Regions from separate parts of the Homo sapiens genome. Here region 1 is linked to region 2. Evidence: read pairs that join two places in POLR2A ChIA-PET (ENCODE). Cell type or tissue: HepG2. All regions are shown on one strand. Region 1 overlaps AHCTF1 (AT-hook containing transcription factor 1). Region 2 overlaps ZNF496 (zinc finger protein 496).

Region 1 (5,000 bases), 400 kb after region 2:
CAGTAGAACGTTCCTGCTCTGCCTATCTAGCCTTTGGAAAGGAATTGAAACTTAGTAAATTACTTTTTATAGGTTGCCAGTGCTGGCATGTCATAAAAGGCTGGGATTCTGTTTAATTTTGTACAGTACTGAACGTAGGTGTTTCATGTGTGTTTGTGTTTTCATATACCTTTATATGAGATATTCTTTCTAATAATATAGTTTTTCTTTTTGAGACAGTCAGGCTGTGTTGCTGAGGCTGGAGTGTAGTGGCACCATCTCAGCTCACAGCTACCTCCACCTCCCCGGTTCAAGCGATTCCCATGCCTCAGCTTCCCAAGTAGTCGGGATGACAAGCGTATGCAGCCGTGGCTGGCTGCTACATTTCTTGTTTTTAGTAGAGACGGGGTTTCACCATGTTGGCCAGACTGGTCTCTAACCAACTCCTGACCTCAGCCATTCTCCCGCCTTGGCCTCCCAAAGTGCTGAGATGACAGGTGTGAGCCACAGTGCCTGGCCTATTTCTTTCTTTTTTTTTTTTTGAGACAGAGTCTCGCTCTGTCGCCCAGGCTGGAGTGCAGTGGCACGATCTTGGCTCACTGCAAGCTCCGCCTCCCGGGTTCACGCCATTCTCCCTCCTCAGCCTCCCGGGTACCTGGGACTACAGGTTCCCGTCACCACGCCCTGCTAATTTTGTTTCTGTATTTTTAGTAGAGACGGGATTTCACCTTGTTAGCCAGGATGGTCTCGATCTCCTGACCTCGTGATCCGCCCGCCTTAGCCTCCCAAAGTGCTGGGATTACAGGCGTGTGCCACCGCGGCCCGGCCATACACTTTTGTTTGTTTTGAGACTTGTTTGTTTTGAAACGGGGTTTCGCTCTTGTTGCCCAGGCTGGAGTGCAATGGTGCAGTGTCGGCTGACTGCAATCTCCGCCTCCCGGGTTCAAGTGATTCTCCTGCCTCAGCCTCCCAAAGTAGCTGGGATTATAGGCATGCGCCACCACACCTGGTTAGTTTTCTGTATTTAGTAGAGACGGGATTTCACCCTGTTAGTGAGGCTGGTCTTGAACTCCTGACCTCAGGTGATCCACCCACCTCAGCTTTCCGAAGTGCTGGGATGACAGGTGTGAGCCACCGCGCCTGGCCCCTATTTCTAATAATAGAGTGTTTCGATGTTCTCTGTAGTGTGCTTAAATTGGAAAAGTCTTAAAACCAATTTTGCCCTATAGATTCAAAGGCTGTTAAATTTGAAAAACTTTATTAAACATTTTTTTGAACTCCTTTGTGCTAGGCACCATGATGAAGTCTGGAGAAATAAGTACTCCTCTTTTCTAGAAGCTTGGATATGAAAGGGAGGAAGACAGAATATAGTAAAGCACAATGTTACATGTATTATTAAGTGCTAGAACCTGGATTCAAAGTTTGAATTAGAAATACGTTAGCCTGTGTTGCTATAAAGGAATATGTGAAACTGGATAATTTATGAAGAAAAGAGGTTTATTTTGCCTCATGGTTCTGCAGGCTGTGCAGGCATGACACCAGCAGCTGCCTACCTTCTGGTGAGGGTGTCAGGAAGCTTCCAATCATGTCAGAAGGCAAAGGGAGAGCAGGATACTCACATGATGAGAGTGGGGAGTGAGGAGGTACCAGGCCTTTTTTTTTTTTTTTTTTTTAAAGACAGGGTCTCACTGTCGCCTAGGCTAGAATTCATTGGTGCAGTTATGGCTCACTGCAACCTTGACCTCCCAGGCTCAAGCAATCCCAGTAGCTGGGACTACAGGCAGGCGCCACCACACCTGGCTAATTATTTTTCGTAGAGATGAGATTTCGCCATGTGGCCCAGGCTGGTGTCAAATTCCTGGGCTCAGTCAGTCTGCCTGCCTCAGCCTCCCAAAGTGCTGGGAGCCACCATGCCTGGCTTTAAACAGCCAGATCTCATGTGAATTCATTACTGTGGAGAGGACACCAACCCATTCATGAGGGGTCCTCTCCCATGACCCAGACACCTCCTACCAGGCCCCACCTCCAACACTGGGGATCACATTTCAGTATGAGATTGGGAGGGGACAGTTATACAAACCACATTAGGTTTATTTTTTATATTTTTAGAAACAGGATCTTGCCCAGGCTGGAGTGCAGTGGCCTGATCATAGCTTACTGCAACCTACAACTCCTGGTCTTAAGAGATCCTTCCGCCTGAGCTTCCCAGAGTGCTGGGTGTACAGGCATAAGCCATCATGTCTGGCCACAGTTTAAATACTGTGGCTTTATTCTCTTAGAGCTAGTACTTCTATATCATCTTTGTTTTGCATTCAAACAACATAACAAAACTCACCCAGCCTAAGAAATAGAACATTTACTATATTTCATTTTCCAAAAAATGCTTTTTGTGTGTTATCCTTTGGACTTTGGATTTTGTGAAAATCTTTCCAAAATTGTATTGAGATGATTTTGATTGAAGTATAGGGATCATGGAACTTTTTTGCTCATTATCCATTAGCACTCTTCTGAATACACTTTGTAAAAAGCTACTGCATGGAATTCTGAAGGTTTTGGTTCTGGTTGACTTACTTTGGTTTTAAGTTTAGTAGGAAAAATGTGTTAACTTCAGTTCATCATTAAACTAGTTTTATCAAGCTATATAAAAGGCTGTCAGAGGGGAAAACAACATAGTAACAATGTGATTCTGGCCTTTTCCATCTGTTTCTCTAAAAATTTTTTTGGTACTAAGCTACTTAGGAGATGAATAGGGTCCATTTGTGTATATAAGAGCAACTAAGGCTTGAGTATAGGACCCTCATGAGGGTTTTGTATTGGAGGCTAATGGTCATAGCTTCCTATTGATGCACACCTTTATATTAGGTTAGACTTTTGGATCTGTTTTGGATAATAAAAAGCAAACTTCTACTTTTGATGACTTGGAAATCTCAAACATAACTTTTTAGGTTTTGTGACTTAATGGTGACATATGTGATTAAGTTTTTGAGGCAGTCCATCAAGTTTTTGTCTAGGAGATAGCATTTATAGCCTGAACAGAAAATGATAACTCATATATTTTAATTTTTTGAGTGAATCTTTGAAATGTTTTTTTCACATAAATTTTTTTGGGGGAGGGGACTAAGATGTGGAGAGAATAAGAATGACAAGAAAGAACGTTAGGTTGATTTTTGCCTTGTTCCCATCCTAAGGCTACATAAATATGTACTGTATTTTTAAAGTTGCATTTTTATTTTATATATATATGTTTTAAAATTCTTTAATTATTGATTTTATAAGAAATCCAAGCCATACTGAAATGAGCAAATCACAAATTTGCATCACACAAAAATAAACGGCACTAATGTTTTGTGAATATTTCAGATATCTCTGTTTAAAGATAAACAGATGGAAGAATTCATAGAGATTATTGTATGAAATGCTAATTTTTAGAAATAGTTAATTTCATAAGAAAACTGAAAGGAATTGTTAAATTTATAGTAGTTCTTTTAATGTAAATATTTCTTTATAAATTTTTTAAAGTTAAACACATCTGTTAGAAGTGGCTGTTATCCTGTTATTTTACCACAGGTTTCAGTTTGATAGTATTGATTCTCTTCTGTGAGAATGGCTTGGGCTGGGTGTTGGAACTGAATGTAGTCCTTTCTGTACTCAATAGATAGGAGGGGGAGTGCTGAGAAACGGTAATGACTTGTACCTCGGATCTCTCTTTTGCCAGATTTATATTCTACGCCTTTGGGCCTTCACCTTTCTCCCAAAACAGCAGCACAGTTCCCTGAAACATGGCCCTCTTCTCAGGTCCTGTGGCATAGTATGTAGTTAGGGACTTCCAGACCTGGAGTTTTCCTGGGGTTATCTATTTCCCCCTTCATTTCACTTCACCCCACACACACTGAAGGATGTTAGAATTCTCTGGATTTTGTGAACTCACCTTCTTTCTTCTGTACCTGCTCCTGTGTGCTACGCGCACACACACACACACGCATGCACGCACACATTTCATTTGCTAGATACTAGGGGAGGAATGTAAAGCAATGTGTCACTTCCACCACTTCACTCTAGCCGTGTGTAATGTCTTTGCTGCAGATGAGTAGCACATTATACCAGAAATGTTGATTGAAGAGTCCACATGTCTGCTCTGAATTGAAATATCCAAATAGCTTTTTACCATCTGCTGAACTTAGTGATTCTGTGTCTAGATTATTTTATCTGTTTTGTTGACCTGTTTGTCCATTACTAGCCTATATCACATTGTTTCAGTTATTATAATTATTTTATGTATTTATTTATGTATTTATTTATTTATTTTTGGGACAGAGTCTTGCTGTCACCTAGGCTGGAGTGCAGTGGCACAATTTTGGCCCACTGCAACCCTTGACTCCTAGGTTCAAGCAGTTCTCATGCCTCAGCCTCCTGAGTAGCTGGGATTACAGACGCATGTCACCATGCCCAGCTAATTTTTGTATTTTTAGTAAAGATGGGGTTTCATCATGTTAGTCAGGCTGGTCTCAAACTCCTGACCTCAGGTGATCTGCCCACCTCGGCCTCCCAAAGTGCTGGGATTACAGGCATGGGCCACCGTGCCCAGCCTATCTTTTTTTTTTTTTTTTTTTTGGTATTATTTGATTAAATAACTTCTTCTTCATTCTCCTTTGGTTGTATTTAGTATTTGGCTATTAAGAATACTATTGATAGGCTATTAAGAATACTATTGATACTTTTTTTTTTTTTTTTTTTTTTGAGACAGAGTCTCGCTCTGTCGCCCAGGCTAGAGTGCAGTGGTGCAATCTCGGCTCACTGCAAACTCCGCCTCCTGGGTTCATGCCATTCTCCTGCCTCAGCCTCCCGAGTAGCTGGGACTACAGGCGCCTGCCACCACGCCCGGCTATTTTTTTTGTATTTTTAGTAGAGACAGGGTTTCACCGTGTTATCCAGGATGGTCTCGATCTCCTGACCTCGTGATCCGCCCTCCTTGGCCTCCCAAAGTGCTGGGATTACAGGCGTGAGCCACTGCGCCCAGCCTA
Region 2 (5,000 bases):
TAGGAGGACACAGGGTGGTGTCTAGTGTGTGGGGCCAGAACATCAGCTACACATAGTTTGAGTATGTATATGAAGTACATGGTAGCTACAGGAAAGTAGTTTTTTCATCAGATAAACTTAGATTTGAATCTTCTGGTTATGACCTGAGGCATGTTTCTAAACTCTGAAAGCCTCAGTTTCTTCCTCTGTCCAGCAGAGATAGTAATTACCTTTTTTGGGGTTTTTGGACAATTAAATGAGATACAACCTACAAAAGGTTGAACACAAGGCCTGAGGTGCCCAAAACTTTAAGTACATATCATGGGAAACCAGCGCCCTTGGGTTGAAGGAAGTCTGGCCCGTGGGTTCCTCTGGGTGGACTTGCCACGGTGCTTTATATGTACAGTGGAAAGAGAGTGTCTGGGGGGCCAGGGGGGCTTTCTTATGACTCTGGGTGGACTTGCCATAGTGCTCTATAGGTACAATGGAAAGAGAGTGTCTGGGGGGCCAGGGGAGACTTTCTTATGACTTGCAGAAGTTGTGTTTGGCATTATGATAAGCTTTTCAGTAATAAAACCAAAATGCCTATTAAATTTCTGTGTGTGGAAAAACTATATTGACTTCTGTACAAATCACATAAACTCTTCAGCCTTTTCTTGCTTATAAATCAAGTTTGGTGTGTTGTTGGCTGCCATAACAAAGTACCACAGACTGGATGCCTTATGTAACAGAAATGTATTCTCTCACAGTTCAGGAGGCTGGAAGTCTGAAGTCAATGTATCAGCAGCCTTGGGTTCTTCTGAAGCCTCTCTCCTTGGCTTGTAGACATGCCTAATGTTAACACTAAGAGAAGTTTGCAGATAGACATTTAGAAGGAGCTAGGGGTTGGGCGCGGTGGCTCACGCCTGTAATCCCAGCACTTTGGGAGGCCAAGGCGGGCGGATCACCTGAGGTCAGGAGTTCGAGACCAGCCTGGCCAAGATGGTGAAACCCCATCGCTACTAAAAATACAAAATTAGTTGTGTGTGGTGGTGGGTGCCTATAATTCCAGCTTTTCGGGAGGCTGAGGCAGGAGAATCACTTGAACCTGGGAGGCGGAGATTGCAGTGAGCTGAGATCACGCCATTGCATTCCAGCCTGGGTAAAAACAGTAAAACTCCATCTCAAAACAAAACAAAAAAAAAGGAGCTAGGAGGGGAAGTCTCTTATGCCACTGGCTCTCTTTGGGACCCGTAAAAACCCATGAATATCCGGCCCTGAAAGCTGACAACAAGCTTTGTGCCAGGACTCTTGATGACGGGCGGTTTTCTTTCAGGGAAAGGAAGAGGAAGATGTTTACACTAAGAGAAGTTTGCAGAGCAGGTGTAACAGACACCTTCTCTCTCTGGGTCTCTTTATGTGGTCTTTCCTTTGTGTGTGTCTGTGTCTTAATCTCCTCTTCTTATAAGTACACCAGTCCTATTGGATTAGGGCCCACCCATATGACCTGATTTTATCTTAATGACCTCTTTAAAGACCCTATCTCCAAATACTCAGTCGCATTCTGAGGTACCTAAGGGTTAGGGCTTCAACATAGGAATTTGAGAGGGCCATAACTTAGCCTGTAACAACAGGTATAAGGGAAGCAGCCAGTCGCCCACATAATGCACGTGCAAGTAGCTTGGGTTATGCAGGAAGTGGGGGGCTGTGAGAGGCCTTGTAGTGGGGTCTGGGAAGGCATGCAGGTGGAGAGGAAGAAGTTTCAGGAACTACAGTAGCCTGTGCAGTTGCTTCTTGATAAAGTTCTGAGATAAGCCAGCAACCACAGATGGGCTTTAGGAAAACAGGGCCAGCTCTCCCATTTCCATGAGCAATAATCAATAGGCAAAGTAGGTATGATGAGAGTTAGCAATCAGGAAAACCTTAACTATTGGGACAGTTCATCATTGGAATGCACTACCTATCAGAGCTGTATAGTTCCTCATCTTGAAGATCTTCCCCAAAAGCTAGATTTTGTGTAGGGTCTGCAACTCTCCGAAGTGATTCTTGAAAGGGTCCATGTATTCATTTATCGGGGCCAAAAGTAGGGTGGGACTACATATTCATATATATATATATATATGTGTGTATATATATATATGTATGTATATATATGTGTGTGTATATATATGTGTGTGTATATATGTGTGTGTGTGTGTATATATGTGTGTGTGTGTGTATATATATATATGCGTGTGTATATATATATATACATATGTCTCAGCCTCCCAAAGTGTTGGGATTACAGGCGTGAGCCACTGTGCCCGGCCAACATGATTTTAAACTTGGAGAAGGGAGGGCTAGGGATGGGAAGGAGTTAGCCAGGTTACCCAGTTAGGGGGCATCTCCATTCATATATATATGAATATCTGGGATAGCTACATATCCCAGAAGGTGGCAGGTGTGAGGAAGCAGAACTAAAACACCACCTCCTAGCCAGGCATGGTGGCTCATGCCTATAGTTCCAGCTACTCAGGGGGCTGAAGCAGGAGGATTGCTTGAGGCCAGGAGTTTGAGACCAGCCTGGGCAACATAGCGAGAACCCACCTCTAAAAAATAAAACACCCCCTCTGGGAGACATCGGTCAAAGAGTACAAAGTTTCCGTTAGGTAAGATGAATAAATTCTGGAGATCTATGGTACAGCATGGTGAGGTTGATGAAAAATAATGCATCTTATACTTGAAAATTGCTAAGAAAGTAAATAAGAAATGTTCTCGTCACAAAAATATATGAGGTATAGATTTGTTAATTAGCTTAATTTAATCATTTCACAATGTATAGTTATCACATTGTACAGTTTTCGTATACAAAATACATACAATTTTTGTCAATTATAGCTTAATAAAACTGGGAGGTAAAAGTAAGTTAAATAAAGATGAAGATAGAAACTTAAAATGGAACATACACACAGAAAAATACCACCTCCTCAAATCTACGCCCATCCAGCCTGAGCTTCCCCTTCAGACACAGTGAAGAGGCTGCCTTCCACTGAGACCCCTAGAATGGCACTGCCATCTGTGTGGGCTCCTGGCCCCGTCCTTTGTTCCACATAGCCACTCCTGCAGCTGCTGTTTCCTGCAGGCTTTGTATTCCAGGTCTGAAAGGCCAGGGACACTGGCCTCTGGGGTTTGCTTTGATAATGACTTAACATGTGACCTGGGGTTAACCAGTAGACTATAGCACAGCTCTCCAAGTCTTAATCTGAGAAAGGAGTACCTTTTGAAACAGAGCTCATTTTTACATGGCTGCACTGTTGGCAGGGGATGTGGCTCATGGCAGAAGCCTGAACAAAGGGTAGTTTCCAATTCCAGGAGAGAAGAGTGGCAGAGTCCCTGGTAGCCCAAAATAAGGCTGGTGAGATGGTCCCAAAGCCACACTTTACATTTTGTATGAGGGTCTTTAGGACACTGTGTCAAATGCTCTTTCAGGAGTACCTACAGTGGTAACAGTTTTTCTTTTTTGTTTAATTTCTGTCTTCAAATTGACAAAAAAAAATTGTATGTATTTACAGTGTACAGTGTAATGTTTTGATATCTATACACATTGTGAAATGATTAAACCAAGCTACTTAGCTGGGCATGGTGGCACACCTGTAGTCCCAGCTACTCAGGAGGCTGAGGTGGGAGGATCCCTTGAGCTCAGGAGTTCTGTTCCAGCCTAGGCAACCTAGTGAGACCAGTCTCTTAAAAAAAAAAAAAGTCAAGCTAATTAATATAATGCATTACCTCATATACCTATCCTTTTTCTGTGTGTGGTGAAAATACTTCAGATCTACCCTCTTAGCAATTTTCAAGTACACAGTACGTTGTTACTGCCTATAGTCACCATGTTGTGCAATAGGACTCCTGAGTTTACTCCTCTCATGTCACTGAAATTTTGTACACTTTGACCAATGTCTCCCCAGTCCCCTCATTCCCTAGCCTCTGGTAACCAGCATTCTGATCTCTGCTTCTATGAGTTCAACTTTTTTAGAGTCCACATTTAAGTGAGAACATGCAGTATTTCTTTTTGTGTCTGGCTTATTGCTCGTAGCATGTCTTTCAGGTTCATTCATGTCGTCAAAAATGACAGGATTTTCCTTCTTTTTTTATGGAGTTCCACAGTAATTCTGATTGCCAACAGCCCTTACTTTTTTTTTTTTTTTTTTTCATTTGAGACAGAGCCATGTTCTGTCACCCAGGCTGGAGTGCAGTGGTGCAGCTGTGGCTCACTGCAGCCTCCATCTCTCAGGCTCAAGCAATCCTTCTGTTTCAGCTTCCCAGTTTTTTTATTTTTAATAGAGATGCGGTCTCCCTATGTTGCCCAGACTGGTCTTGAACTCCTGAGCTTAAGCAATCCTCCCACTTTGGCTTCCCAAAGAGCTAGGATTACAGGCATGAGCCACCACATCCAGACCCTAAGAGTCCTTATAGATTCCTCAACTCTACGGCTTTTTCTTTTTCTTCTTCTTTTTTTTTTTCTTTTTCTTTTTAAGAAACAAATACTCTGTGTTGTCCCTGCTGGTCTGGAACTCCTGGGCTCAAGTGATTCTCCCACCTCAGTCCCCAAAATAAGAATAGCTGAGATTACAGGCATGTACCACCACACACGGCTGAACTCCATAGAGTTTTAACCTTTATTTTCCCATAGTTTGGATAACAATGCTGAGGTCCGGGGACCTACCCGAGGTGAAAGAGTTCATTTAATTGACCGTGCTATCATGAACCCAGGCACACTCTGTTACAGCCCCCCTTGTTATATCTGGAAACAAAGTCGCAGCAATCTTTGTGGTTTACAGAGTACTTTTCATGTGCGTCATTTTGTAATCCTCATTTTACAGTTAAGAACAGAGACTGGGGTTTTATGAAAAGCACCATGAAACAGTTCCCTGTTGGTGCCTCTCTTGTGATTTTCTTTGCTACCAAAATGGAAATGAAGAGCCGCAGGAAGCTCAGAAGGTATCAGCACCAGGCCTGGCCCTGGCCCACTTTAGGACACCATTTTCTGATCTCTTTCAGTTCTG

What was found. Peaks named below come from ENCODE experiments on the same cell type or tissue, not always from the same donor. Only the 100,000 strongest peaks of a DNase experiment are listed, where the experiment ranks them.
Region 1: POLR2A ChIA-PET joins it to region 2 with 7 read pairs; 5 of 35 experiments call an interaction of 5 or more read pairs at or near these places.

The regions. Positions count from the first base shown.
Region 1 is chr1:246,922,699-246,927,698 of GRCh38, reverse strand. The region is part of intron 1 of AHCTF1 (AT-hook containing transcription factor 1); the gene reads left to right. Among named protein-coding and RNA genes, the nearest start is that of AHCTF1, 6.7 kb to the left of the region's middle. In HepG2, no CTCF peak of the experiment used is centred here; no DNase peak of the experiment used is centred here.
Region 2 is chr1:247,323,226-247,328,225 of GRCh38, reverse strand. It overlaps ZNF496 (zinc finger protein 496), which reads left to right. Exons shown (of 10, transcript NM_032752.3): 6 at 4,996-5,000. Among named protein-coding and RNA genes, the nearest start is that of ZNF496, 6.1 kb to the left of the region's middle. In HepG2, no CTCF peak of the experiment used is centred here; DNase peaks (open chromatin) are centred at 3,115 and 3,855.